Regions from separate parts of the Homo sapiens genome. Here region 1 is linked to region 2. A link is a loop called in an ENCODE intact Hi-C map of the cell type or tissue named here. Cell type or tissue: heart left ventricle. All regions are shown on one strand. Each heading gives the region's core, and the rest is flanking DNA. Links, peaks and the distances in the headings are about the cores only. Region 1 holds the start of SDHAF4 (succinate dehydrogenase complex assembly factor 4). Region 2 holds the start of LOC105377850 (a long non-coding RNA gene).

Region 1 (15,484 bases), core at 3,067-11,066, 320 kb before region 2:
TTCACTCATTGGGAGAGCTGCACATATAGCTGTTCTTGATTCGGAAATATTTTTAGAGAAATTCTTTCTGGTTGCTGCCCTCAAATATTTCCAATAGTATAAAAGCATTGTTAGCGACTGGACAATTACCTCATTCAACAATGTTTCAAATAATGTATTATATTAAAATGTAGATGCTGATAAGTTCTAAGAAATATTTATACCTTTTTATATGGAAGATAATTTATATCATCCATGTTTAGTGCTTTTTAAACATCAACTTTACTTTCTAGGTAATGTGGCTGTGCAATATTTTTTTAATTTTATCTTTTTACTTTTCTATTACTTTTTCATATATTTTGCTACCTAAGTATTTCAGTGAAACTTTAAGCCCATACCTGTGTCTGATTGTTTATTATTGGCTTTCCACAATTCTTACATCAGACTACATTATATTAGAGACCATTATTGCTAGAATAGCATGGGATTTAAAATTTTCTAATACTGGGGGTATTATTTAGTTAATTATAAATTTTTCTTTTCACATTTTACTGTGTTTTAACTGGAAATAAAATTATGGCTGCTACAATATATTTTTTGAAATCAACTTCTGTAGTTCTAAAATACAACTTTATCATACAATCAAACCAGGTAGTTCATATAAAACAGTGTAATACAAGTTTTCTATAAAGTCATTACTGTTGCTTAAACATATTTCATGCCTATTAAAATATATTTTCTACTGGTGATTTCAACATTATTTCTCATACTGACTTTTATTACTGGAAATGTTCCTGTACATGTTGGCAGCAGATAAAGATTTTTGAATGTTTGAATGCCCTCTGCCTTGATTTGGTTGGAATTTTTGCTAAATTGGTAATGTTGCTTGAACTTTATGACTACATTTTCTTTTAACTTTTTTCATGGACTTCCTTATATGTACATAATAATTAAATGTTGAAATTTATGAAATACTTTTATGAATTTAGATAATTTTTAAATATTGTTAAAATTTATTGAACTAAAAAGTAATGTAAATAAAATAATTCATGTTAAAGATGGAACAAAATAATTAACTTTACATGTTTGGTGATACAGATGCAAATGTTTTTGATATATGGAGATGTTGAGTCTTTTGACTTTACTAAAGGTGCTGAATAGCATTAAATTCACTATTTTCCTTTTCTGTTTTACTTGTGAAAATAAAAATGCACTAAGGTTGGGTAGAAGTTCTGTTTGCACTCACTAATTGTGACAGACAGAGGTTTTTGTAAGTATTTATTGTACAATTGATGCATGTTTATTTTTAGCGTTGTTATTGCCTCTGGTGTTAATAAATGAACAAATGGCTATCTGGAGGAACAGCTACAACCCTTGTAATCCTTTGCTTATTCTCTGAATACTAGAGGTATATATATTTTATTTATAACATAGACCAGCCTAATTATATAACTTGTAGCCTTTGTATTTTTATATCTTTTGTATATATTATTATAGTTAAAATAATTTTGATTGCTATTGATAATTATTTACTTTTTAGAAAGTACTCAAAATTTTTATAAACTAATATCCCAAGTGCATTATAACTAGAAAATGTAAATATATTAATTAGCCACCACATATTTTTGCCAAGCACATTTTTTATATTCCTATATCTTGGCTCTGAGTTTGAAATGTGCATATTCAAAGTTTGGATAATTTTCAGGTTTATCAAAGGACTCAATCATATAAATAGTATTTGAGTGGAAATTGCTCTTATCATAGTTGATTGATTAGTTTTTGGTTATTTTAATACAGTTCTAAAAGCACATCTGTGTTCATGGTTTAAAATCTAACAAATTTAACTTACTTGATTTATCTGGGAAACCACCACACACTATTCACCTCCAAATTCAGATTGTGGGAGATGGGGTACAGTTATGGGGGAGAGAGGAAACAATGATCTGAAATGGTATTATTGACTCTTACTTTAGAGAATGAATCTCATTGAAGTATACCAGTAAGAGTTCTTGGTTGCAAACAACAAAAAAAATTATGATCAACCTAAACAGAAAAAGAATTTATTGGAGGAGGATCAGGTAGCTCACAGAATTGATGGAAAGGCTAGAGAGCCAGGTTTGGAAAACAAATAGAAGCCAAAGGAAAGTAGATGACCAAAAGCATAGCCAAGTTCTGATGACCTCAGAGCTAAATGACTGTATTCTTCTCTAGCCAGGATGACCCTGGAAACTGGATTTCAAGTACTTGTTTTATCACTTCAGATTCAAAGCGTAGTAGAATGTCCAACTGACCAAGTTTAAGTCTTGTGCCAGTGCTTGGGCTGTCAGGCATCAAAGACAGCAGATGTATCTGACCTCGTTAGTTTCCACAGTAGAAAATGGGACCCTTTATTCTACCAAGGTTAACCAAACATATGAAATGGGTTTGATGACAGCACCAAATATAAAAACACATCAGGTGTAATATAGTCCATCTTTTTGTCTTCCCAACATCTGCAAGCATAATTCTCTCCATATTTACACATTTAAAATGCATCTTTCTGACATAGTACTACTATCCCTCATCCAGTTTTAAGTCCAGGACCTCAGTGTGATGTTCTCTGATTCTGTAATAATCTCATCTCAATAGTGTGCAACTCATAGACAAAATTGTGACCTAACCACCACCCCTATACATAATAACAGTATAATAGGAAAGAAGCTGGGCGTGGTGGCTTATGACTGTAATCCCAGCACTTTGGGAGGCTGAGGTGAGAGGATCACTTGAGCTAGGAATTCAAGACCAGCCTGGGCAACATAGCAAGACCCCATCTCTAGAAAATAATTTAAGTGAGCCTGGTGGCATGCACCTGTAGTCCCAGCTACTTGGAAGACTGAGGTGGGAGGATCACTTGAGTCCAGGAGTTCAAGGTTGCAGTGAGTTACTGCACTTCAGCCTGGGCGACAGGGAGACCCCCCAACTCAAATATATATATACATATGAAATAAGAGAAAATTTTATAAACATGCATGAGCCAGTGAGGAAGAAAACAAAATAGAGCAGGGCTTTGCAATGTCCGTGCCAAGAATTACCTAGACTACTTTAAAAATACACATTCTAGGACCTTATTACGGACCACCTGAATCAGAATTTTCAGGATAGTGTAAAAGCAGCAGCATGTTTTATGTCCCAAATTTCTCTAATAACACGTCGCAAATACAGTACTTAGTCCTGTCAGTGGTCGTGAATCTAGATGGTTATGACTTCTCACCACTGCCAACTATTTTCTGTTTTCTTTATGTTCAAGCAGCACCTCTGCTGATCAGATTTATGTATCCAGTGGATGACAGAGGATCTGAGGTGTGGGTGGTCTTGCCTATATATGGTTGTAATAGTCTTATATGTAAATGTTACCATTCAGCATGGTATTTTTTAAAATAAAATATAAAAACATGGTATTGTGAGGAGGGATTCCAGGAGACCCCCCTGACTTCTGGTTATACTGTTCTCCCTACTCTCTTTTCTCCATGGTCATCAGGGCCAATCACTCCAGCTAGCACCATCACCACTTTCTCTAACCTTACCTAGAGGAATGAGGTCAAAATGGCTGGGTGGCAATTCCAGCTGGGCACAAAAATTGCTATACCAACAGAACCTGGACTCAGAGATGGCTAGCAAGAGTAGTGAAGGGTCTGAGATTTTATCCTACTTGCAAGGTTACAGGCTAGGTTGCTGCAGTTTCATGGATGATGACAGGATACTCCTGGACAAAAGACAAAACAGCTTTATTACAGCAAAATAGAAGCCAGAGTGTCCGCATATTTGCATCAGTTCCCGTAGCCCAATTCCCACAGTGTGATGCAGAGGGCCGGATGACGTCTGTGCACATGGGGGGTTGCATTACAGAAGAATCCAGGATCAAGAATCAAGCAGTTTTTGAGCAAACAACAAACAAGCTAGTCTCTCTCCCCCAGGGAGCAGCAGTTAAATGGTAGTAATGCTGTGATTGCCTTGACCTACTTAGGTGCCTATATGACTAACTACAGAAACTGCTTAGCATCAGGAGATGGATACGGCTTGCAGTCTGGCACACTCAGTAATAATATACAGGCATGTTCAGGGGCCTTCGGAGCTTGTCTCTTCTCTACTACAATGGAAAGCAAAATATATTTTATATCAGTAAGTCATATGCAATAGTAAGAAGTCAGACCCTTTTCTACTCTTTGATCTCTGTTATTCTGTCAACAGAAGATATATCACCAAATACCGTTGACTCATTTGGAAAATATGACAAATCCTTTAGGGCAGTATCCCAAAGTGTATTTTCTCACCTCGTTCCAAAACAACCTTCAATAAGGCTGTCCGTCATTCCATAAAATCGGTTGCTTTTGGATGATGGAATATATAAGACTGTGAATCCTGCAGGCATTAGTCCCCTGCTTTACATCTTTCACAAGAAAATGAGTTCTTCGGTAAGAAGCAATGTTGTATATGATATTGTATTAAATATGGAGTAGTGTGTTAAGGTATTCAGTAAGTCCACAGGTGAAGTATATAATAAGCATAAATCAGGGAAAACAATCTAAATGCAGAATAATTGTCTCTTCCTGTAAGAACAAATTGCAACCTCCTTCATAACAGTAGGATTTCATTGTAATCAGACCTGCCACCCAGACCACATAAAAGTGTATCATGGGATCAAGTTGGTCACTGCAGTTGGCGAGTAGTGGTAGTAGCCAATCAGTCATGGCAGAAGAAAGACGGTGTTAAAAGTACATGTATGTCTCCATTCTTGCCACCGTGGCTACCTTGTTACTGAGTCCACACCTGTTGTGGGGGAAGGAGGCTGAGTAATTGATGTCCACAGAATGGGTCACTGTTGCAGCCCTTGTGTAATCCCCTTTTGAGAGTGGCCGGGACCTAATAATAGGATACAGTGGAAGTGGTGGGATGTCGCTACCGAAATGAGATTACAGAAGTTCAGGGCTTCCATTTTGAGTGGTCTTTCTTGCTCCTTAGTTCATTTGTCCTGTGGAAAGCCAGCTGCCATGTTGCAAGATAGCCTTTGGAGAAGCCCACTTAACAAATAACTGAGAAGGTTTCCAGTCCAAAGTCCACAAGGAACCAAATCTTGCCAATAATCATGTGAATGAGCTTGGAAGCAGATCTTCCCTTAGTTGTGCATTTATACGAGACTGGGACTTCAGCCAACAGCTTGGCTGCAACCTCATTTAGGACCCAGAACCACAGTCACTCTGGCTTCTAGGTTACTGATCCACAAAAACTGTGAGAGAATAACTGTTTATTGCTTTAAGCCAATAAATTTTGGGATAATTTGTGAGGCAGCAATAGATAACTAATAATCTTGTTCTGATTAAGAGCCCTTCTGCAATGGAAGCTCTTTTTTTTTTTTTTTTTTTTAACGTTCAATAGGACCCAAATGTTTTCATGCTTTGGGACCACTTTGAGAGGTCCTATTCCAAAGACCCAGTCCAAAACTTTTACATTCCCAGTTCCCAGCCACTTGACAAACCAGTCACTGCCTATGAAATGTCGATTTTTATCTCAAGCCATGTCTCTTTTTAGGCAAAGCATACAAGATAAGCTAAATTCTGGCCAGGCACAGTGGCTCACACCTGTAATCCCAGCACTTTGGGAAGCTGAGAGGGGTGGATCCCTTGAGGCCAGGAGTTTGAAACCAGCCTGGTCAACATGGCGAAACCCTGTCTCTACTAAAAATAGAAAAATCAGCCAGGTGTGGTGACATGTGCCTGTAAAAACATAAAATACATAAATAAGCTAAATTATGCATGCTGGAAATAATTTTTTTTCCCTGTTCTGTTCCTTCAGGGCCTCTGTTAAGTGGGGCTCTAAATATGAAAAGCAGTCAGTTGCCAGCTGGGCCAGTTTATTGAGCAAAGCCATCATCCGACTTTGAATTTTTTCCTCAGTCAGCTAGTCACAAGGAATTCATTATTAAACTGTAGATATAAGCTAAAGGTCAAAAGCATGATATTAGGACTGTGAGCTCCCTACAAATGAAAACTGTTTCCGTTTTGACTTTGGCCCAGTTCTGTGTATCCCACTTTCTCTCTTTTTTCTTTTTCTGTTTTTGAGATGGAGTTTTGCTCTGTCTCCAAGGCTGGCGTGCAGTGGCGTGATCTCTGCTCACTGCAATCTCCGCCTCCCGAGTTCAAGCGATTCTTCTACCTCAGCCTCCCAAGTAGCTGGGATTACAGGAATGTGCCACCTCGCCCGGCTAATTTTTGTATTTTTAGTAGAGTGTTGGCCAGGCTGGTCTCGAACTCCTGACCTCAGGTAATCTACCCGCCTCGGCCTCCCAAAGTGTTCGGATTACAGGAGTGAGCCACCTTGCCCGGCCCACTTTCTCTTCGTAAAAGGATCTCCTTATCTAGGAGAACCAGATAATTCTCAGTTCATGATAAGAAGCTTCGATCGTATAACCACTTGATGTCACATGGTCAGACACTACCAAGGCGCAATAGCTAGCCAGAAACTTTTCTTTAAAAGAAAAGACAAAATTCCAGAATTCTGGGGGCCTTCACTATGATTCTGTAAATATTTCCACGAGTTGCACAAAGCATCCAGGTCTGCCACATCCACTCAACGCTATCAGAGCTGGTGGGATGTAAGGGTTAAGGGGCAGAGCTCATTGCACTGGATCCTGGCCTGGATGGAGAGCCTTTTCTTGCTTTGCACCTCATTCAAAAATGTCGCCTTTCATATCATCTGGTTAGTCGGTCAGAATGGACGAACTAGGAGCTGACTGAACAAAGATTTAAAACACAAAACAGGGAGAATTAGGTAAAAGAAGCATTTTACATGAGTGAGAGAGTAAAAGGTGCTCAATCTTTGTAAACTATAAAAGGGATCTTCCACGGGCCATTTCGGCTCAGACTGACAAGCATGAACGGAACGGAATTATTCCCTCTTCTAACTGCAGCCACGATTTGGCGTTTTAACACCGGGCTCAAGGTAGCCTGGGTCTCTCTTGGCCAAAGAGCCCAGGGATGCCTCTAACTCCTTTTCTAAAGCCGGCCACGGAGGCCCCGCCCTCTGCAGGGAGGCTCCGGATCATGCCCCCTGCTCCTCCCACTACTGCTTTGCGCCTGCGCGGAGGCTCGGGGAGTCGGCGCCATGACCCCATCGAGGCTTCCCTGGTTGCTTAGCTGGGTCTCGGCCACGGCGTGGAGAGCGGCAAGTAAGCACCTGGCCTCGGGGCCACGGTCGCGGGAGGGGTCGTGAAGGCCCAGGCGCAGAGAGAAGCGCCTCCCGCGGAGGAAGCCGCGTGTGTCCTGGCCGTTCGGTGTTGCCAGGGGCTGCCCAGCTTCTCCCGCCCAGCCGCCCACCCGGTGGCCTGGGCAGGTTCCTGCAGCGCCCCGGGTCTCGGGTGGGACTAGAGCGAGAAAATCGCTAAGGCCCTTTCAGCCCCCGGGACGTCCGCTTCCTACCGAGCACGCGGTGGCCCAACAGGACCACAAACGTTCCGGGTTGTTCCTGTGGGAGCTCGCAGGGCACACCGCACTTCGATGCCCCAGAGAAAAATGGAAAAGAAGGCCCTTTGGGAATGGGAGTCATTGATTTACTTATTTATTTACATCATTATTTACAGGAATCCGCGCTCCTGGTCCAGGCTCCAGCAGAAAAGGATTTGTGGCAGTTTACAGTTTATCTTTTAAAAATGGGAAAAGTGCAGAAGTGAGCCAAAGGCAAATAAGTATAACGTAAATTAGATGAAGCCAGGAATTGTCAGTACAGAAAAAGCATTCATGCTTTCAGTAAAACCAACATTTTTAAACCCATTGTTGTTGGAAATTTTTCTCAAGATAATACAGTTAGCAGCCCAGACTATGCAAAACATAATTTTATTTATTTATTTATTTATTTGTTTATTTATTTTGAGATGGAGTCTCGCTCTGTCCCTCAGGCTGGAGTGCAGTGGCGCAATCTCGGCTCACTGCAAGCTCTGCCTCCCAGGTTCACGCCATTCTCCTGCCTCAGCCTCCTGAGTAGCTGGGACTACAGGCGCCCGCCACCGTGCCTGACTAATTTTTTGTATTTTTAGTAGAGACGGGGTTTCACCGTGTTAGCCAGGATGGTCTCGATCTCCTGACCTTGTGATCCGCTCGCCTCGGCCTCCCAAAGTGCTGGGATTACAGGCGTGAGCCACCGCGCCCGGTCCGCAAAACATAATTTTAATATATGACACCTGGAGAAGTTATGTAAGTTGAAAACAGTAATTATTGCCCTCAAATGGTGCCAGATTTCTATGCAATTTGTTTTCCTTTGTGCAATCATTTTACCCAAATACAAACATTTTACTTAATTGTATAAGTTTTAAATAGTCCAGAAATGAATAATACAGAAAGTGAAAGTCCTACATTATCCAAACCTCAAGGTAATAACGTTAAAATTTTGTAGGGTTCATTCAACATCCCCCTTTAACTAGTTTTAAACAATTATGAATTATTCCATATATATATATGTATACACACACACACACGTAGCACACATGTAAGCTATGTAGCAGTCATGTAAGCTATGAAGCACAACCAGCATCTATGAACTTATACTCCAATTTAAGAAATAGTCTCTATTGCCAAGGAGGTCTCTATTTGCTGCTTCCTGATACAACTGTGCAATGGTGTTTTTAATCTTTATAGAAATGTTTTCATATTGTTGATTTTTTTTCAGATAACGCTGTGTTTTGTGATTGAGTCACATTGACGCATGAGGTTGTAGTTATTCATTCAACTGTGTGAACATATGATGCATTTTCCAGTGCCCTTCTCAAAGGACATTTGGGTAATTCCAGAAACACTAGGATTGGGTGCTACACATTCTTGTGTACCTTATTTGTGCATTAGTGGAAGGAGTAGAATTCCTGGAGTATGTTATAGGTCTTTTCATTGTTACAATATAATGCCAAGGTGTAACGGCATTTTCTAATTCTATAGCAATTTTCACTTCTACCAGCAGTGTATTGGAGTTCTGTTGTTCCACAAACTTGCCGAAACTTAATTTTGCCTTAGGTTTTAATTTTTGGCTGCCTACAGGGAAATGAAATGACACCTCATTGTGATTTTGCTTTTCTCTGATTAAAGAAGTAAAACATCTTTTCAAATATTCACTTTTTGTGAAATACCTCTTTCTTTTTTCTTTTTTTTTTTTTTTTTTTTTGAGGCGGAGTTTCGCTCTGTCGCCCGGGCTGGAGTGCAGTGGCGCGATCTCGACTCACTGCAAGCTCCGCCTCCTGGGTTCACGCCATTCTCCTGCCTCAGCCTCCCGTGTAGCTGGGACTACAGGCGCGCGCCACCACGCCCGGCTAATTTTTGTATTTTTAGTAGAGACGGGGTTTCACCGTGTTAGCCAGGATGGTCTCGATCTCCTGACCTCGTGATCCGCCCGTCTCGGCCTCCCAAAGTGCTGGGATTACAGGCGTGAGCCACCGCACCCGGCCTCTTTTTTCTTTCTTTGTTTTTGAGACGGAGTTTCACTCTTGTTGCCCAGGCTGGAGTGCAATGGCGAGATCTCAGCTCACTGCAACATCTGCCTCCTGAGTTCAAACGATTCTCCTGCCTCAGCCTCCCAAGTAGCTGGTATTACAGGCGCCCACCACCACACCCAGATAATTTTTTGTATTTTTGGTAGAGACAGGGTTTTGCCATGAACTCAGGTGATCTATCAGCCTCGGCCTACCGAAGTGTTGGGATTACAGGCGTGAGCTGCCACGCCCGGCCTTTTTTCTTAACAGATTGCTTCTTATTTATATTCTTTACATATATTTGTATGCTAAACCTTTTTTAGTTACGTAAGTGTCAAATACCTCAATTTGTGGTTTGTTTCTGTCACTGCTAGGCAGAATAGAATAACGGGTCTGCATGTGTAATCATGCAGCTTCAATATAAAAGGTATCTTAATAAACAGATGTTTATAATTTTATCTATAAAATTTTGTCTTGATCCTTTTGTTTATTGTGACTGCCTTGTGGTCTTGTCTAAGAAACCCTTCTGTACCCTAAAGTCATGGACATAATCTCTTATATTTTCTTCTCAAAGGTTTATAGTTTTGCTTTTCACATTTAAGCCTTTATTCTACCAGGAATTGATGGTTTGTATATGGTGTGAGGCAGGAAACCAGTTTTCATTTTTTTTCATATCAAACACTTGTCCCAGGTTCATGTATTTATAGGACCTTTCCCCTACTGATATAATGCGAGCCATCATAAATCAAGTTTACTTATACATATAGGCATACGTTTATTTCTTGGCTCTTTTCTCAGTCCCATTGACCTATTTGTCTATTCCTGTGCTGATACTACCTGTCTTGATAATTATAGCCATAACTTTGTTATAAATCTTACTATTTTCTGACTGTTGTTTATGTACAGAAACATGATGCTTAATGATTTTGTATCTAAATTACCTTATTAATTTAAATAATTTACTTTGCAGATTTTGGGGACTTTGCTGCATAGCCATTCATATCATCTGCAAATGGTGACAGTCTAGTTTCTCCCTGTCTAATCCTTTTTTTTGAGAAAGGGTCTTGCTCTGTCACCCAGGCTGGAGTGCAGTGGCGCAATCTCTGCTCACTGCAACCTCCACCTCCCGAAATCAAGTGATTCTCCTGCCTCAGCCTCCCGAGTAGCTGGGATTACTGGTGTGCACCACCATGCCCGGCTAATTTTTATATTTTTTTTAGAGATGGGGTTTTGCCATGTTAGCCAAGTGATCCTTGAGAGCCTCGGCCTCTCAAAGTCCTGGGATTACAGGCGAGAGCCACCGTGCCCCCCACCACCCTCCCTGTCTAATCCTTATATCTTTTTTCTTTCTTTGCTCAGATTTCCAGCACCATGTTGACTAGAAGTGTTGACAGCAAGCATACTTATCTTGTTTATGATTATAAAGGGAATGCATTTCTTTTTATCATTAAGGTGTGATATTGCAGTCATTTAGATAAAATTGCTACATTTTTTTTTAAGTCACCATCTCCTAATAACTTCTAAGGCATGTTTTATAAACGAATCCTCAGGGAAGAGTTCTAGCTATCTCCCAAATAATTCTGTTCTTTTAAACCAAAAAATCTCCGTCTTATGTTTTTGTTAAAACTCTTTATTTTGGATTTACATTTACTTACAGGATTTAATGATCCATAACTGTGGGTCTTCAGAGTCCAAGCCTTTGTGAAATAAAATTTCATGGAACATGAAAAAAAAAATATGGTATTAGCTACAGTTATACCCTTTTTGGGTTAAGGAAGTCTGTTTCTATGTAGAGTTTTGGGATTTTGTTTTGTTTTTGTTTATGTATTTGTATTTGTTTTTTAATGATGAATAAATCTTGAAGTTTACTTAATTGATTTTTCTTTGTCTTACTGAGGTGTTCTTCGTCTTACTGAGGTGTTTATCATTTTCTGCTTTAATCTGTTGAGGTGGTAAATTACAGATTTTTCTGATAGTGAATCACTTGCATTCCTAGAAAATATTCCAAAGGATCATAGTGATTATATTTTTAAATATAATGTTGTATTTGTTGTGCTTATATTTTGTTTAGAAATTGGCCTGTAATTTTCTTCTATTATACACTGAAACCCCTGCCTCCCGGGTTCAAGTTATTCTTCTGCCTCAGCCTCCGGAGTAGCTGGGATTACAGGCACACGCCACCACTCCCAGCTAATTTTTGTATTTTTAGTAGAGACAGGGTTTCACCATATTGGCCAGGCTGATCTCAAACTTCTGACCTCGTGATATGCCTGCCTTGGCCTCCCAAAGTGCTGGCATTACAGGTGTGAGCCACCGCGCCCAGCCTTCCCTGGTTTTAATATTAAGGTTATTCTAGCCTCATATAATGTACTGGGGATTCTACTCACTCTTTTCCCTTCTTTGTTAGATTTTGTTTAAGATTGGAATTATTTGTTCCTTGAGGGTTTGTTACAACTCACCTGCAAAACTGTCTAGACCTGTTCTTCTCTTCGAGGGAAGACTTTAAATTACTTGTTTAACTTCTATAATGGTTATTATTATATTTATCAGGTTTCCTCTTAAGTCAGTTTTGGTAAGTTAACTTTTTCTGGAAAGGTTTCCATTTTGTATTGTTTCAATATATAGGCATAAAGTTTCTGGTATTTTTTTAAAATTTTCTGCTCTCCATATAATATGTACTCTCTTTTTCTCATATTATCTATTTTGCTTTCTCTTGTTTTTTTATAGTAGCCTTACCAAAGCTTTTACAACACTTTCAGTCTTTTTTTGTCTTTTTTTTTTTTTTTTTTTTTTTTTTTTGAGACAAAGTCTTGCTCTGTCGCCCAGGCTGGAGCGCAGTGGTGCGATCTTGGCTCACTGCAACCTCCACCTCCCGGGTTCTAGTGATTCTCCTGCCTCAGCCTCATAGCTGGAATTACAGGCGTGCACCACCATGTCTGGCTAATTTTTGTGTTTTTAGTAGAGACGAGGTTTCACCATGTTGGCCAGGCTGGAACACTTTCAGTCTTTTCAGAGCACCAACCTTTGTTTATTGTTGATCTTCTTTGTTATAAGTTATGCAAAGGATATTTATTGTACAACATGGTGACTATAGTTAATATCAGTGTATTGTATACTTGAAAATTGCTGAAAGTAGATTTTAAATTTTCTCATCACAAATAATAGATATGTGAGTTAAGGCATATATTAGCTTGATTTAGCTATTTCACAATATATACATATTTGAAAACATGCTGTACACCATAAATGTATATAATATTTATCAATTAAAAAATGAAGACTATATTGAAAGTTATTTTTACATTGTAAATTATGTTTTTATTCATTTTTTTCTTATTATCTTATTTTTCCATTTTCCGTGGTTTTTTTTTTAAACATGCAAATGGTGCATCTCACATAAACAGCATATGGCTTGTTTCCGGTTTGTTTGTATGGGGGTTTTTGTTGTTTTGCAGACTAATAGTCTCTTTACCCTTATAATTACTGATAAAATTACATTCCTCTGTTCAGACTCGTGGGTCTGTGTGTGTGTGCACATGCATGCACAGGTATGTGTGTTTTGGGTGGGATTTTGATTTTGATAAAACCTATAAAGATTTTGATTTTGATAAACATAAAGACTTTTGTATAGTCAGTATGTTAAAGCATTTTCTCTGTATTCTTATCTCCCACTTTACTTCTGGGAACACTTTTTTCTTTTTTCTGAGAGACAGAGTCTTGTCCTGTCACCAGGATAGAGAGCAGTAGTGCAGTCATAGCTCATTACACCCTTGATCTCCAGGACACAAGCCATACTCCCGCCTCAGCCTTCTGCCAAGTAGCTAAGACTATAGGCACCACCGTCATGCAGTCATGCCCAGCTAATCTTTCATTATTTTTATTCATTTGTCTCTATGCGTTTTTCTGTATAATTTCTTTGCAACTTTATTCCAGATTATAAATTCTCTTTTCAATTGTATTTATTCTGCTATTTGGCCTTTTTTTTTTTTTTTTTGAGACGGAATCTCACTCTGTCGCCCAGGCTGGAGTGCAGTGGCACAGTCTTGGCTCACTGCAAACTCTGCCTCCTGGGTTCAAGTGATTCTCCTGCCTCAGCCTCCTGAGTAGCTGGGATTACAGGCACCCTCCACCACACCCAGCTAATTTTTGTATTTCAAGTAGAGACGCAGTTTCACCAGATTGGCCTGGCTGGTCTTGAACCCCTGACCTCAGGTGATCCACCTGCCTCAGCCTCCCAAATTGCTAGGATTACAGGTGTGAGCCACAATGCCCGGCCAGCTATTTGGCCTTTTTATTGAGTTTTAGGTTTGTTATTTCTGAATTTCCGTGTTTTTCTTTCTTTTTTTTGGCCTAATTTTTCTTTTTCTTTTCTTTTCTTTTCTTTTTTTTATTTTTTTTTTATTTTTTATACAGAGTCTTGCTCTGTTGCCCTGGCTGGAGTGTAGTGGCGTGATCTCACTCACTGCAACCTCTGCTGCCCTGGTTCAAGCGATTGTCTTGCCTCAGCCTCCCAAGTAGCTGGGATTACAGGTGCCCACCACCACGCCCAGCTAATTTTTTGTATTTTTGGTAGAGATGGGGTTCCACCTTATTGGCTAGGCTGGTCTGGAACTCCTGACCTCAAGTAATCTTCCTAATTTGGCCTCCCAAAGTGCTGGAATTATAGGTGTGAGCCACTGTGCCCAGCCTAAAAAAAACTTGCAAAGCCAAAAGTAATTAAGCAAAAAGAGATGATGAAAAATGATTAGGCTGGCTGGGCACGGTGGCTCATGCCTGTAATCCCAGCACTTTGGGAGGCCAAGGCGGGTGGGTCACCTGAGGTCAGGTGTTCAAGACCAGCCTGGCCTACATGGTGAAACCCCATCTCTACTAAAAATACAAAAATTAACTGGGCATGGTGGCACATGCCTGTAATCCCAGCTATTGGGAGGCTGAGGCAGGAGAATCGCTTGATCCCGGGAGGTGGAGGTTGCAGTGAGCTGAGATCACACCACTGCACTCCAGCCTGGGTGACAGAGCAAGCCTCCATCTCAAAAAAAAAGAAAAAAAAAAAAGATGCTTAGGGATTTTTGGAAGATGCAGCTAGTGTGTAGTTAGGCCTAAACACGGGTGTGGGTCAGTCAGTGGCTTCAGAATCTCAGAGGGGCTTCTTTTTTTCACATCTTCACTCAGAACCAAGGTTAAAGTAGATACTTTTTCTTCCTTAACTGTCTTTCTTCTAGTTCCTTGCTATTTGGAACAGCATCATAAGCATCACCTGGGAGCTTGTTAAAAATGCAAGAATCACAAGTCCCACCTAGAACTACTCAGAATCTGCATTTTAACAAAATCCCCCAGGTGGTTTTTATCTATGTTTTAAATCTTTCAGCTGGGTGCGGTGGCTCACACCCATAATCCCAGCACTTTGGGAGGCAAGAGGATCACTTGAGTTCAGGAGTTTAAGACCAGCCTGGGCAACATAGTGAGACCCCCATCTCTACAAAAAATAAAATTAGCTGGGCATGGTGTTGTGTGGCTGTAGTCCCAGCTGCTGAGGAGGCTGAGGCAGGAAGATGGTTTGAGTCCAGGAGATCAAGACTACTGTGAGCCATGATTCTGCCACTACACTCAAGACTGGGCAACAGAGCAAGACCCTTGTTTCAAAAAACAACAAAAATCTTCCAGTTCACTTTCTTTTCTCAGTATGTGAGCCTCCCTGAGTCCTGGCTTCTCCTGCGCTTTCTGTTTAGCTTGAGTTTAAGAGACTGTCATCTCCCTGCTGTCCTGAAAGCTCTGTATCCTACGATCTAGGCAAGAAAGACACAAGAAGGCTTTGCACCATGGCTTATGCCTGTAATCGCAATACTTTGGGAGACCAAAGCAGGCAGATCACTTGAGGTCAGGAGTTCGATACAAGCCTGGCCAACATGGCGAAACCCTATCTCTATTAAAAATACAAAAATTAGCTCAGCGTATTGGTGGGTGCCTGTAATCCCATCTACTCGGGAGGCTGAGGCACAAGAATCACTTGAACCCTGGAAG
Region 2 (15,484 bases), core at 4,672-12,671:
TTTAGAATTATTTTCTTCTGGTGTGGAAGAAGAATGAAAAAGCATGCCTTGGTTGTTAAACAGGTCTGTTAATCTGCTGACTACTGACTGAAACTTTATAATTGCTTCAAGGTGAAACTTAAGTAAAAGTCTAATTTTAAAAATTCCTCAAAAGGTATTTAGCAGTCATTATTTTCCATGGAAAAAAGTGAAACACTCTGCATTTCCAAGAAGTGTTCTTTATTTAATCTATAAACAATTCATTTAAATCTCTACTCTGAAAAAACCATCATAGAAAACTGAATCTTCTAAGGAAACAATCAGGATGCTGAGCAAGGATGGAAAATCTGATCCTAATAACCAAACATAATATAAAGGGGTTTAATTAACTGAATACGGAAAATATCCATGAATTATTTTTTAGTGGGCACAACTAACACTGAAGTTTAGAACCAAAAAGACTCTGATGGGAAATAAACCCTTCAGAGTTTACTTGTATATGCTGGGCATGGCAGAGTCAACATGCTTGACATGGCCTGGGTAAGAGGCCATGGTACTACTGAATTGGTCAAACTAAGCCACTCTAGTCCAACCCAGAAAATATAGCAGAGCATGGTGAAGAAGGTACTTATTCCCCAATCCTAGTGAAATAATTTTTTAAATGGTAGCTCTTCAGGGATTCACTAATGAAGCTATTACATCACCTCCTAGTTTCACATGGAAGCTATGTTGGTTTCTGACTGGAAATCTTCAGAGTTTCCTAAAGACCTATTTTAATGAAATAGTGTGGCGGGGAAGGACGGTAGTTGAGTAAAGGCTTGTAACTTGGAGGGCTTGAATTCAAATCCTTACTCTGCCATCTACTATTAAAGTGACTCAGGAAGGTACTTTCACTGTTCTGTGCCTTGGTTTACACAAATGTAAAATGCAGATAGCTATCATCTTATACGGTTATTGTAAATCTTAAATGAATATATGTAAACAAATATTTACCTGGAAACATAGTAAGCATTCTTTGTTAAGCATAATCATTAAAAAAGAGCATTCTTATTCACCAATCTAAAGGATGTTATCTTTCATTTTTCATCTTCCTTTTGATATTATTCACTCATTCAGAAGCTCTTTAGGGGCCCATTGCTGGTTTTCAGTATTGGTAACACAATACTGAATGTGGTCTCTGCCCTCTGGCAACTCCTAGTTTAATTAGAAGAACAGATATGGGCACAGCTGTGCCACAGATGCTATAAAAGGTGTAAGTAGAGAGCTTTGGGAGCACAGGAGTTGGAGAAGCAAATGCTATCTGACTAGAATGAGTAAGGGCTTTGGAGACACTGAAATCTGAGAGGGACTTTGAAGCATCCATGTAGAGGAAGGGAGACCTGTGAGGCCAAGTCTTAGGCTGGAGCAGCAATGATGGGTGACAAGGCTGTCAAGTTGCTTGTGCCCAGGACTCTGCACCCTACTCTGTGGCAGGCAACCTTGGCTCCAGATTGTAATCAAAAGTCAATTTTAGGAAAATTTCTCTGGCAGCAGTATGGTAACTGCCTGAGGTAGAGAGACCAGCAAAGTGTCTGCTGCACTAGATGGTTCAGGTAAGAGCAGACAGATGGGCCCCACCGGGGGTGTTCAGCACAGGTACAGAGAGTGCTGGAGAAGGTCACCAGTGCAGGCCTGGACACTGGGACAAAGAAGGAGCTTACATCAGAACCTGGAAGGCATTTCACTCTTTCACCCAAGACACAAAAGAGAAGGAGCAGGATTGGGGTGGTCCAACTCTCACTCCATGGCCAGGCAGTTTTCCCCCGACCCTCTGCCTCTTCTGCAGAGCTATGGGTTCTTCCTGGACATTTCCTGTAGGCTCTCTTACCATCAAGTCCTGGTCTTAAGTACCTAGAGTAACCTGTACGCTCTCCTCTGTACAGGTTTTTCTCCTTCTCACTCCTTCAAAGGGGCTTCTAACAGCGCTGATGGTTTCTGCATGCAAAATCCTGTAGCCAAATCTTACCTTACATTGGCTTTGAACCTTGGTGTAGCCTGAAGATATGTTCAGGCCAAGACTGACATGAATGTGGTGGCGGCGGGGGTGGAGCTGCTCAAGGCACCTGCCTGTAAGACTGTCCACGCTTCCCCACTTTAAAAAGAACTGTGGGTAAAACACACTGTCCTAAGGTACAAAGGCATAGATACCTGAGATTCAATTTCAGCTTGTGTTTCCATAAGCCAGCCATGACCTTTGTAATCCTGTGTTCCTCCCTGCAAATGCTGATGGGGAAGCACAGGGAGAGACTGGCCAGGGACCAGGCTTCTGAGCAAGGATCAAACCATCCATGCTTCTCCAGCCCTGCTGTCAGTTTACCTCTGGTCATCTACTTGTCAACAGATCTAACTCCACTTTTTAATTATCATTATTATGTAATTTATTATTTGTTAGTTTCTAGTGTAGTGCTTTGAGCCTATACAAGCACTTTTTTAAGGTTTTATGGCCTGATACAGTTTCAATTTTTATAAATGTTTCATGAACACTTGAAATAAAGGTATATTCTGTGTCTATTGAGTACAGTGTTTTATATATAATTATTAGATCAAGTTTTTTATATATTCCATTTTCTACAGCCTTTTGTCTACTTAAATCTGTCAGATTTAGATAAGTGTGTTAAACATGTCTACTATGATTATGGTTTTGTCAAATTTTCTATTTTTATCTATGTCTGCCTTTAGTTTTTGGACTCATTGATAACTCATACACAATGGCTGATGAATGCTGTACTTTTGTAGTATACATAGTTTCCGTCAATACAAAATGTTCCTCTCCTTCTCATTCAATATTTTTGTCCTTGACTTCTGCCTTGTTCAACACGAATGTGAACACTCCTGCTCTTTTGTTGTCTGTCCTTCCTTAGGATACTATAGTTTATCTCTTTATTGTCCATCTCCATCACATTTTTACATGTCTTTTATATGAGATATAGCTTTGCTGCTGTGTTTTATTTAGAGCAATTTAATTTTTTTCACACTTAGTGTGGTTATCATGTTTGGTTTTATCTTAGGTGCATTACATACTTTTTTTTTTTTGCTTTTTTCCCTTCTTCTTTTTGAATTCATTTTGGTTTCTCTTCTTCCTCTAATTGTTGAAAAGGTTTTGTTTTATATGTATTCTACTGTGGTTACCTTTAAAATTCCTTATTTAAAATATTTTTAACTGTTTAAGGAGCTTTTAAGGAACTGATATTTCTCTTATCATCATGAATTAAAGCCTCTCTCTGCCCCCCCTCCCCCTTACCTTTTTGAATGAGACTACATCTGCTAGTGGGCACCTATTCTCCCATTTCCTATCCTCTCCGTCACCAGCAGGCATTGAAATATACCAACGTTTTTATTTGAAAACTTCATTTTCACTTTGCTTCTCCTATTTCCAGATTCCAACAAACAGCTTTAAACTTCACAGTCATGTTAGTTACTATCCACTTTTAATTGTTAAAATTGCCACTTTTGTTGCTTACTACTTTATCTGGTACAGCAATCTTCCTATTTTTTAGTTTCTTATTCTAATTCACTTTGGCTAAAGCGCTTTCCTTAAGTGACTTTGTTTTTGTTGTTGTTGTTGTTTGTTTTTTGAGAAAAATATTTGAAATGTCTCTTTTGCCCTCACACAGACATAATGATTTCACGGGGTACAAAAAATCCTAGGATCCATTTCTTTTCTTCAGAACTCTAAACACCTTTCTCCATTATTCTGTATCATTCAGTGTTACAGAAAAAAACCTGATGCTAGTCTGATTTTTCCCTCCTTCATAGAGAAGCAGTTTTCCCCCTGACCCCCTGTGAATACCCTTGGGATTGTTTTATTATTAAATCCTGGCACAGTTGTTCTAAACTTAGGATTCATTCATTCATTCATTCATTCATTCAACAAAAACATACATACCAGGCAAACTGCCAGGGACTGGGGAGAAGGTGGTAAGCAAAATCAGTCATGATCTGCATCTTAGAGTCATTATAGCCCAGGTGCAGGCTTGTCAGGGAGGTGGAATGTTGGCTAATAGTGCAGGTGCACACACGGTGGTGAGTGCTATGAAGGAAGGGTGCGGGTGCTATGTGAAGAAATCTGACCCTCCAGGGTGGACCAAGGATGATTAAGCTGGACTCTGAAGGATGGTGTGGGAGAGGCAGGTGGGTTGAGGAAAGAGCCTTCCAGGCAGAGACAAGTACACGTGATGGCGGGATTGTGAGATGGGACAGCAAGCCACTGAAGCTGAGTGCACAGAGAACACAAGGAAAATAACTTGAGCGAGGCTCGGGGGTGGGGATGCCCAACCATGCAGGGCCTGGGAGGCCATGGAGAAACGAAGTGCAAGGGGAGCTGCAGAAATGTTTTAACCTGGAGCCTAACGGGTCAGGGAGCATATTATTGGGGATAAGAAATGAAGCTGTGGAGCTAGTTAGGAGGTTACTGCTGGTCCAGGTAAGAGATGACGGGGCGTGGGGGTGGGGGTGGGGGTGGAGGTGGCAATGCGGCAGAGGAGGTAGAGAGAGAGACTGGAGTGGTAAACCGGACCGACTGTGAAGCTTTCACAGGGCAGCCGCATACCTGTACATTCTAAGAACTAAGAGTAGTGGTGGCAGTGACGGTTGGCTTAACAGCAGCTACATTTTAGGAAACATTCACAGTGAACCAGGCCTTGTCCTAGGTGCTCTGTCTGTATTAACCTGCTTAATCCTCACAGTGACCCCACTAGGTAGATACTATTACTACCATAATTTACAAATGAAGAAATGGAGGCACAGAGAGGCTAAGTAACTTGCTTAAAAGCTTACTCTGAGGAAGTAGCAGAGCCCAAATTCAAACCTGGCAATGGAATCACTCTCAAAACTCAAGTATTATAGGAACTTGTATCCTGTTTCTTTCTGATTTTTAGAGACAGAGTCTCACTCTGTCACCCAGGCTGGAGTGCAGTGGCATGACTATAGCCTCGAATCCCCTGGGCTCAAGTGATCCTTCTGGCTGAGCCTCCCAAGTAGCTAGGACTACAGCGTGCACCACCACAGCTGGCTAATTTTTTTTTTTTTTTGAAACAGAGTCTTGCTCTGTGAGTCTTGCTCTGTCACCCAGGCTGGAGTGCAGTGGGATGATCTCAGCTCACTGTAACCTCTGCCTCCCGGGTTCAAACAATCCTCCTGCCTCAGCCTCCCGAGTAACTGGGATCACAGGCGTGCACCACCATGCCCAGCCAATTTTTATATTTTTAGTAGAGATGGGGTTTTACCATGTTGGCCAGGCTGGTGGTCTCAAACTCCTGGCCTCAAACGATTCTCCTGCCTTCGCCTTCCAAAGTGCTGGGATTACAGATGTGAGCCACCACAACCAGCCCTGTTTCTTTCTTGATATTTCATATATAGTTATTTTCTAATTCTGAAACTCTTACTGAACATGCTGGATTTATAAGTCTCCTTCCACTGACATTTCTATTTCTTTGTACTTTTGCTCCTATTTTGGAAGAATTCCTGGAGGATTCTTCCAGGAGGGCTTTGGGATCCACTCCTCTGCATTGCAACCCTAACAGTATCACTGACACTTAGAGCCTCGATGCTGTCACCCTCTCACATGAGGTTATTCCAGCAGTCATGCCTTTTATTTACAGGAATCCTTGCTCTCCAATGACTCTTTCCTCACAGCTGCTGGCTCTTGTTTTATGATGCCACATCTTTTAAAATCTGAGAATGAACTCTAGAAATTTTAAAAGCCCTCTCTTGATTCCTATACTCTTTCAGTGGGAACTCCTGTGTCTTGGTTTACTTTTTTTAATTATCTACTCATATTTGCAAACAGAAGTCAAGGCTGAACAGCATTGATGGCTTGTATTGGTCTTTGTTAGCAATTGTGAGAGGCTTTATTTTAGGTACACCTGTGGCCACTTTGAGCGGTTTCCACAGAAAAACCAGGGAGTTACTCAGGGAAACTCAACACTTCAGAGGCGGCTTCACCAGTGGGCTGTGATAGAGCCTTTCCCTCCATGTTAATGGGAGGAAACTGCCCAGAAGTCAGGCAGAACCAGGAGCTTACCACACAACCCCCACCTGATGTGGGGGCATTCTCTGCCATGCGAGGAAGCTGTGTAGGGGCTTGATGGCATGTGTCTGAGGCACGGCCCCCTTCAGCCCACTGGATCTCTGCACTCTGAGAATAGGGGTGTCCAGGGGCTCCCATGAGGACACCATCCTCTTACTTCTCATATGATCCCCCTCCTCTGTCTGTCTGTCCATCCAAACTTAGCCTCACATTTCTCCCAGAAGCTTCATTGTACATGTCCTTTTCTGTTTTCCAGCATGGTTTTAGATATTTTCCTACTTTCTAATCCTGATCTTTTTAATGGATGGAGGAATGTAGAAATGGTAAAATTTATTACAGTTAATTATAAAAAAGACCATACTCTGCCCCCAACCCTCAACCATTCTGGATAAATGAAGGTTTGTTATTCTTTCTCTAACAGCAGACTAAAGCTAAAGAACTCAAACTATAAAACTCTTGGAAGACAACGAGGAAAGCTTCATGAGATTGGATTCAGCAGTGACTTCTTAGATATGACACCAAAAGCACAGACGACAAAAGATCAAATAGGTACGCTGGGTGTGGTGGCTCACACCTGTAATCCCAGCACTTTGGGAGGTTAAGGCGGGCAGATCACGAGGTCAGGAGATCCAGACCATACTGGCTAACATGGTGAAACCCCGTCTCTACTAAAAATACAAAAAATTAGCTGGGCATGGTGGCGGGTGCCTGTAGTCCCAGCTACTCAGGAGGCTGAGGCAGGAGAAAAGTGTGAACCCGGGAGGTAGAGCTTGCAGTGAGCCGAGATCATGCCACTGCACTCCAGCCTGGGGGACAGAGCGAGACTACATCTCAAAAAATAAAAAATAAAAATAAATAAATCAAATAGATAAACTAGACTTCTTCCAAAACTAAAGCATTAGTGCATTAAAGAACAGTATTAACAGAGTGGGAAAGGTAACCCATAGAATGGGAAAAATATTTGTAAATAGCATATCTGATAAAGGATTAATACCCAAAATATAAAGAATTTCTACAGCTCAGCAAGAATAAACCAAACAACTCAATTCAAAAATGGGCAAAGTCCAATATGACTGATATAAAAAGAGGAGAGAGTGGAGAATGCATGCCGCAGAGGAAAGGCCATCTGTGAGCAAGGAGAGGCCTCAAGGGAACTCACATGCTGACACCCTGACCTTGGACCTCCAGCCTCCAGAACTGTGAGAAAATCCATTTCTGTTGGTGAAGTCAAATAAATACATAAACATTTTATAGAAATGTATAAAGGACTTGAATAGACATTTCTCTAAGAAGGAAGTACAAATGGCCACGAAGCACATGAAGTGCAAATCAAAACCAGAATGAGATACCACTTCATCCCCATTAGGTGGCTATTATTAAAAAAACTAATACAACAAAACAGAAGCAAATAAGTATTAGTGAGGATATGGAGAATCTGGAACCTTCCTGCATTGCTGTGGAGAGTGTAAAATGATGCAGCTGCTGTAGAAAATAGTATGGTGATTCTTCAAAAAATTCAAACAAAAAATTACCTGTGATCCAACAGTTCTACTTTGGACATCCAAAAGAATCTAAAGCAGGGACTCGAACAGATATCTGTGCACCAATGTTTATAGCAACATTATTCACAGTAGCCAAAAGGTGGAAACAACCCAAACGTCCATGGCTGTATGCATGGATAAACGAAATGTGGACTATACGTAACAATGGAATATTAGTAGCCTTAAAAAGGAATGAAATTCTGATACATAATATAATATGAATGAACCTTAAAGATATTATGCTCAATAAGCAAAAAAAAAAAAAAAGGGACAAATATGATTCCACTTATATGAGGTACCTAGAATAGTCTAATTAATCGAGACAGAAAGTAGAATTGTGGTAACCAGGGGCTGAGGGGAGGGGCAAGTCAGGAGTTATTGTTTAGTGAGCATAGAATTTTGGTTCAGTGATGGAAAAGGTGTGGAGTTGGACAGTGGTTATGGTTGCACAACAATGTGAATGAATTGAATACCACTGAACTGTCCACTTCAAAATGGTTAAAATGGTAAATTTTATGTTACGTATATTTCACCACAATCAAAACACAGATAAAACTTGCATTCCCAATGAATACAGGCAATCTTTTTGTTTATATTGTTGCTGGTGTTTTTCAGTTATTATGATTAAAATATTCCTGTCCTATGCTCAAATTCTCTTCTTGCTTGAGCAATGGAAGACGTATTTTCTATGGAAGTGACTCTATTGAGCGTTCCCAAACTCTGTCATGAGGTTATCCCACCTGAGATGGACACAGGGGGTGGCCTGGGAAAGGACTGTGACCACTGAGAGACGATAACGAGCCACAGGAAGGAAATAGGAGTCGCTTCTGATCACTTTCGCCCGCCTCTCTTACTCCTGGGTGCACTTCGGGATCACCTCAAGACTCAAAAAAAAAAAAAAAAAACAAAAAAAACCCGCAACCACACAAATACCAGGCCTCACCCTCAGAGACTATATGGTCTCTTTGCTCCTAGGTGGAGCTCAAGTGTGGGTGTTTTTTCAAAGCCCCTTGCCATTTTGATGCGAAGCCATGGGGAGACCCGCTGAATTAGACCCTCCTCAGAGAGCTCTGGAGTATACAGCTCGGCATCCCCCTTTACACCTCCACCATTAAATAATGGCAATGTTGTCTCAGAAGCGAGAAGCTTTAAATCTTAATTTTGATAATCCTTACACTAGAAAAGGAAAACATGTTAAAATTCATGAATTCAGCAAACATTTGTTCAAGCTATTACCATCAGAGACTGTGCCCGGCCTGGAGATGCAGGCAGACCCGAGCGCCCTCCTAGTGTACTCCCGGGCTAGCAAGGCGGCCAGGGGCAGGGAGGACACTGACATGAGCGCCACCTTGTGGAAATATTCATAACTGCATAAGCCAAGGATTCTAGGGGAAAAGGTAGAAAGGGGCATCCACGTGTGATGGAAAATCAGGAAAAACTTCCCAGAAAAAGCGATTCCTGCCTCATCAATGAGTCTGGAAGAGTAACTGGAAATTAGCTAGGCAAACGTGAGAAGAAAAGTGACATTGCATATCCTAGGCTGGAGGGCAGTGTGTGCCACTCTTGGTTTAATCAGGCCCATCAGCTTAGGGCAATGCCGACTGACCACAGCGGTTGGCCTGAGGGATTTAAAATTGAGGTGAACTGATGTGCAGAGTGTTTGGGGTCAGGGTGATTACAGCTGCTCAGGGAGCCCAGGAAGAATGCCTGCAAGGCTTAACTTCTGAAGCCAGTGCAGAAAAATGTGTAGTAGTCACAGCAAACAACCTGCATGCCAAAGAGAGAAGTGGTCTGCACCCCGGCCCCCACGTTAGCAGTGCAGGGCAACAACCCTTAATCCTAACTATTTACATGAGTAAAATAAATAATACCTATTTAACAGATTCTAGATGAAAACTATTACCTACAGATGCTCTCCTAGGGACTCTTAGGAAAGTCGAGGTGGTGAAAAAGGACATTTGCCCCCTTGTGACTTGATTAGAAAGCATGAGAATCATTCTTTTAAATCCTTCCCTATGTGCCATCAGGAATTTGCATATTGAATACTTGTCTCGTGGTCTACATAGACTCACCTACAGGGGCAAGCGGCACTCACATGGCACCAAATGCCTTGCAAATCTCAATGTTACAAATGGCATTTTCTTCTGAAAGCTCAAGTGCTGTTTGTTTAGATTTTCAGCTGGGAAATTTTAACAATGAACACGTATCTGCTCCTAAACAACTCTTTAATGATCTTTTTTGGCTTCGATTTTCTCCTGTTGATCACTCTCTTTTGGGGGTATTTAATCTAAAGTAAGGGCTAGCGTTTATCTCAGCATGCCATCCTGCATGCTGAGCCAATTCATTGAATGATAATGAGCACAGGTCCACCCGCCAGAAGAGAAATGAAGTTCATCATGAGCCCACAGCGGAGTTCAAATGTTCTTAAATACTACCGTTAAGAGTGATCTCACAAAGCTACAAGTGGGTGCAGATTCAAATATTCACAGAACAGCAGGAACTTCTGTATGTATTCGTTTTACTTCAACCTCAACACAACCCAGAAAGCTGGTGCAATGATCCCTAATCTACAGGTATTAGGAAGAAGCAATGATCCCTAATCTACAGGTATTAGGAAGAAACAGATATTCCCCTAGATCTTCAGGCTGCACAGCCTGTATGTGTCAGAGCAGGACCCAAGGATGAGTGATTCTTCCACCCTACAGCTACCTGCATGGACCTCACCACTGTGATAATCAAACAAAACACTGACCTAATTCATCAAAATAAATGTGTGAGCCAGCTGAACCCAAAGGCACAGTCTTGTTTCTTGGTTAAGAGTGACATTCACCAAGTGTCTACAATGTTCTACTCCTGGCTGCTTTGCACGTGATGTCTGATTTTGTGAAAAATTTCATTTTCCCTGTTCTGCAGATGAAGAAACCAAGAAACTGTTCTGCAGGCTCAGAGACCAAGAACTCAGTGACTTGGCTGTAGGTGGGTGAGTTGGAGACCATCTCTGTAGACACACTGACCTGACTCTGAATCCCAGACAACTCACTTAGCATACCTAGGCCTCGGGCTCCTTATATGTAAGTGGGGATAATAAAACTAGCATATCCCTTGCACAGCTAAGTGAGGATTCATGAAGAAAGAACACAGAATGCTTCCAAATGCCTGATGCTTGGTAAATGCTAAGCAAACAATATATAATTATTGAGTCTGCTGGACATCCTGATAGAAAGGAAAACTTCAGGTTTTCAAAATTTTTAGTCCTGGAATGAATGTTTTATTCCATTGAAATCTTGAGGGGATCTCCAATATGTAAATGCAGAGCTGCTAGAATTGAGGTGGACAGAGGCCTGGAAACCCGTCTCCCCACTTCCCCTTCAGCCCTGAAAGGCCTCTGCAGAGCCCTCCCTCTCCACGTCCACCCCACCTGACCCCACTACCAGCTGCTCCAGAGCAAGCACCCTGAGTATGAGCACACAGATGCACATGTGCTCCTTGCCCCACACGCCCACCTCTACCCAGCACAGCCCTGGCCACAGCACATGCAGACAGGACCAGACACAGTACTGTGGGCATCAAATCCCTGCAAGTCTCTAGACTGCACCATGTTCTAGAAATAGATTAAAAACTGAGTGGCAGGCTGCCTATTGCCCCAACACTCTGCCACCTGTCCCTGTGGTTCTATAAGTTGTTGGGACAGAATTACCACCCCCTGGCAGCTGCAGTCCTCTCCCGGTGACAATCACACTGTACCAACCCAAGGACAAAGTCCCAAGCTGGTCCCTAGATCCTGCACTAAAAGGTACCACATGACACATCAAGTCACTCTACTGAGAAGATTCAGTAACTTTATAGTTCTCATAGAAAACATTCATGCATGGAAAACAGCACACTTAAATCACGAATGACTCCAAAGTGGCAGGAAGACAATTCCCTCCATTTTCTTGCAGTATTTATATTCATGAAGCAAAGCAAAACGTCATTAATTTTGACTGCTCATTTGGCTTTGATGATCATCTGATCCGGGCTGGGCTGAAGCTGATCACAGCATTATCTACTGAGAAAAGGTCTGCCAAATAAATTAACCCAGGCAAAATTCCTTGTTGACAAACATTGAGATGAAGGAGACCCAGAATAACTGTCATTCCCACGTCCCTGCAGAGAGCCCACAGAAAGCAGCCTTCAGCAACCTGCCCAGAGTGATCCCTCGACCCCCTCCAGTTTCATGGTCATCATTTATAATAATTTTTTAAAGGTTTGCCTGGTAAACTTGTAGCGGGGACAGCTGCTCTGGGATAGTGCCGTCACTCAGCCCCACTCACAGGCTGGGGCTAGGGGAAACCTGGGGCTGGGATTGGGCAAGGAGTGGAGGGCAGGATAGTCCGGCTTCTGCCTACAGGAAGGATGCATTCTGGGAGTCGGGGTGGCGGAGCCTCAACAATTATAATGAGAGATGTACAACCACTGTGACAAGGTGCAGAGGTATGGGAGGCTGAGAGAACAGCACATTATAACACGGGAGGAGCTATCTTAATTGAAGCATCAGCAAAACCTTCCCCAAGAAGGCAGCCTTTAAGCTGAGATTTGAAGGATGAGTAGGGCTGAACGAGGAAGGAGCATTTCCAGGCAGGGGCATCAGTGCAGGCCCCAAAGGGAAGGGTAGAATGTGCTGGAGGAAGTGATCTCTGCCCGCAAAGATTGAGTAGAGGGGAACAAGAATAGTAAGGTGGGCAGGGGTGGGCCGGGCAGGGCCTGGCAGGTGCCAGTGACAAGGAATTGTTTATTCCAAGAGCATGAGTAGCCCCTGAAGAGCTATGAGCAAGGGACTGCCAAGAATCTGGTTTGCATTCCTGAAAGATTCCTCCTGCTTCGAGGTGGAGTGGACACGGGAGAGGGCAGGTATGGATACAGGAGGCCCAGCCAGGCGTGATCACTGTCTTCCTCACTTTCAGCCTCGACACCCTCCACTGGGACAACACACCCACAGTGAATCCTGAGCTTGAAAACTTCAGTCAGGTGATGTGATTTTTTTTTTTTTTCCTAATATGCAGACTCCTATTTTACACAAAATAGGTGTTCTGGTTAAAAGAATGTTTTAATTACCCAACATCACTGTATTTTCTACACATAAATTACGACTCAAAGGATAATACAAATTACACCAATTAAAATTAACCAAACTTAAATTTAATACATCATTTATCACCATACCATACAACAGAAAAAGGTGTTAAAAAGATCTAAGTGTCTGCTGATTTAGAGTATAATCTGAAAAGGCTGTTAAAATTTTATAAGTCCCCAATAGCTGTGGTATTTAAGACCTCCTCTCACCTCCCAGCCCGCTACGGGCTCATTACCCAGATGGCTGCCTGAGCCTCCAGGCCCAGCCCTCCTCCCCCATTCATCCCACACTGCCAACATGTGGTTCTCAAACTGTATTTCTAATCACATCAGTCCCCTACTTGAAAAATGTCAGACTCTCCAATGTCCACAGAAATGAAGAAAAACTTCTCATCTTAGCACTCAGTCCTCACTATCTGACCCCAGCTTGCCCTTCCCAAGAGCTACACATACCCTGGGATAACTTGTTCCAAAAACACACCCTGCCCATGATCCCTCCCTACCCTGGCCTGGGCCTAGCACGGAAGGTGCCTCTCAGATGTCACCTCTTCCCAAGACCTTTCCCGAAACTCCCCCAGTGGCTGTGGTTTTCTCTTTAAATGTAACCCCCAATCATTCCACTTGTACTCATTTTCGACCCCACGATGTATCTGCCATGCTCTTGTAGACATTCTCTCTCTGCTAGATACAAAACTCCTTGAGGCGAGGGGCTGCTACATTCAGTGTGTGTGGAATTCAGCCAAATGTCACTTCTCCCTCTATTAACATTTGGCGGACGGTCAATTCCAACAACTGGCCCCTCCACCTTCCCAGCCCTTGGCTTCCTTACTTATCTCACCTTTTTTCTGGGAGTCAGAGGTGACTCTATCTAGGTGAACCTGTCCATCTAAGGTCTTGATCTCCCCTCATTTCCTCTCCTTTGGGACTTTCAACACTTATCACTTCTTAAAACTTCAATTTCTCCCCCTCCATCATTAAAGAAAGAGGAAAAAGCTGTTATACCCCTTGAAACTGCCACCATCTGTCTTTCCTACTCATTTGCTGCCGCATTTCTTAAGAGTTGTCTCCTGGCCCTCCTGCCTCCTAGTCATGCTCCCCACCCCCACTGTCCACCCACTCGCCACAAAAGTCAGGGCTTTTAAGCCTCCATTGAATAGAAACTACCACCAGCTGGAAAGCTGGTGATAGGCCGTAGGCGAGGAGGAGTTGGCTGCCGACAGAAGACAAGTATAACCAGGTGCACCGCCTTACACAACCTCAGTCCTTAGAATCAGAACTTGTCAAAATCACACAACCCTCGAGTTGGAGGGGACCTCAGTGGCCATTGCACCCTTCCTCTTCCTAACCCATACCTCCTGGCCACTCATCATCACAACATCCTTTCAAATCCCTGTCCAGCCAAGACAGAACCTCCCCAAGCCTTTCCCAGATCAAATCTCTCCCCCTCTGCTCCATTAGAAACCTAATTTTTTTTTTTTTTTTGAAACAGTCTCCCTGTGTCTCCCAGGCTGGAGTGCAGAGGTGCAATCTCGGCTCACTGCAACCTCCACCTCCTGGTTCAAGTGATTCTCATGTCTCAGCCTCCTGAGTAGCTGGGATTATAGGCATTTGCCACCACGCCCAGCTAATTTTTGTATTTGTAGTAGAGACGGGGTTTCACCATGTTGGCCAGGCTGGTCTTGAACTCCTGACCTCAGGTGATTCACCTGCCTCAGCCTCCCAAAGTGCCGAGATTATAGGTGTTAGCTACCATGCCCGTCCAGAAACCTAACTTTGCTCAGACCATTCTGCTTCCAGCGGTCTTTCTCCCATACTCACCAAGGGTCCTCCTCTTCCCACATCCAATAACGGAATTCATCATTCATCCACCCCTTCTCTCCAGTGACCTCGCCACTGTCCACCCTAACACCCTCTTGCTGGGCCTTGTCTCTTTCCCTGGCTCCCCCCCTGCAGTCACTTTAAATGCCTGCCCCCAGGATGCAATCCGAGGCTGCCACAGAGTCTCCCTGTGGGAGCACATCCATCCCCAGGGCTTCGACACACCCTGGTCCACAGGACTCCAGACCAGAAAACTAAGCTTTCCTAGACTTCACCTGTATGAGGAAAAGGCACAGAAGACCTGTATGCTCCCAGCCTGCTCCTTCCACCTGGCTCTGCTGGCCTGTGTGTCACTTCATTTGGCTGGTCCTGACTTGTATTCTTTATAACACTGATTACAATGATAATTTGTATAATTACAGCACTCTCCTGAGTTCTGTGAGTCATTCTAGCAAATTAGCAAACCTGAGGAGATTGTGGGAAACATCCAGTGTAGTCAGTTGATCAGAAGTGCAGGTGGCCTGGGACTCTCCAGCGCGTGGGGGGCATGTGAAATAAGGGCAGTCTTGTTGGAGACTGTGCCCTCTAACCTGTGGGGTCTGCACCAACTCCAGGTGGTGTCAGAATCTAATTGCAGTACACCTAGTTGTGTTTTTAGCAGAATAAAGTACCTACTGTGTGCCAGCAACTCAACTGGGAACTGCATATACTGTCATTAATGGAGCACCGTGTCCCACGGGCCACATCCTAGAATTAATAATAAGGCACATGCCAATGTTGAAAATTCCTAATAAATATCTGTTTTAAGTTCTCAACTTGAACAAATCTACACCTCCTGGTGAGGGTGAAGATTGATTTAAGCTCAGTTCTTTCAAGCAGTCGTTCTTACTGACACCTCCCTGGAAGTGGCTGAAGTGAGTCTGTCACTTGAAATTAACTGCCTCCCTTCAAAACAGAGCTAAAACCT

The links. A loop is a pair of places that touch in the nucleus more often than their neighbours do. Peaks named below come from ENCODE experiments on the same cell type or tissue, not always from the same donor. Only the 100,000 strongest peaks of a DNase experiment are listed, where the experiment ranks them.
Region 1: it touches region 2 in a loop (2.7-fold over the local background); 5 of 110 quality-filtered maps call a loop at or near these places.

The regions. Positions count from the first base shown.
Region 1 is chr6:70,559,825-70,575,308 of GRCh38, forward strand. SDHAF4 (succinate dehydrogenase complex assembly factor 4) reads left to right here and starts at 7,106. Exons shown (of 3, transcript NM_145267.3): 1 at 7,106-7,180. The coding sequence starts at 7,117. FAM135A (family with sequence similarity 135 member A) reads left to right here. Exons shown (of 22, transcript NM_001162529.3): 22 at 1-1,350. The coding sequence ends at 97. RefSeq lists a silencer at 7,394-7,453. In heart left ventricle, for the core only: no CTCF peak of the experiment used is centred there; a DNase peak (open chromatin) is centred at 7,067; H3K4me3 peaks cover 1,421 bases; H3K27ac peaks cover 531 bases.
Region 2 is chr6:70,875,622-70,891,105 of GRCh38, forward strand. All of the region lies in intron 2 of B3GAT2 (beta-1,3-glucuronyltransferase 2), which reads right to left. It overlaps LOC105377850 (a long non-coding RNA gene), which reads left to right and starts at 10,521. Exons shown (of 5, transcript XR_001744196.2): 1 at 10,521-10,563; 2 at 12,531-12,594. In heart left ventricle, for the core only: a CTCF peak has its summit at 8,937 (motif pointing left); a DNase peak (open chromatin) is centred at 8,880.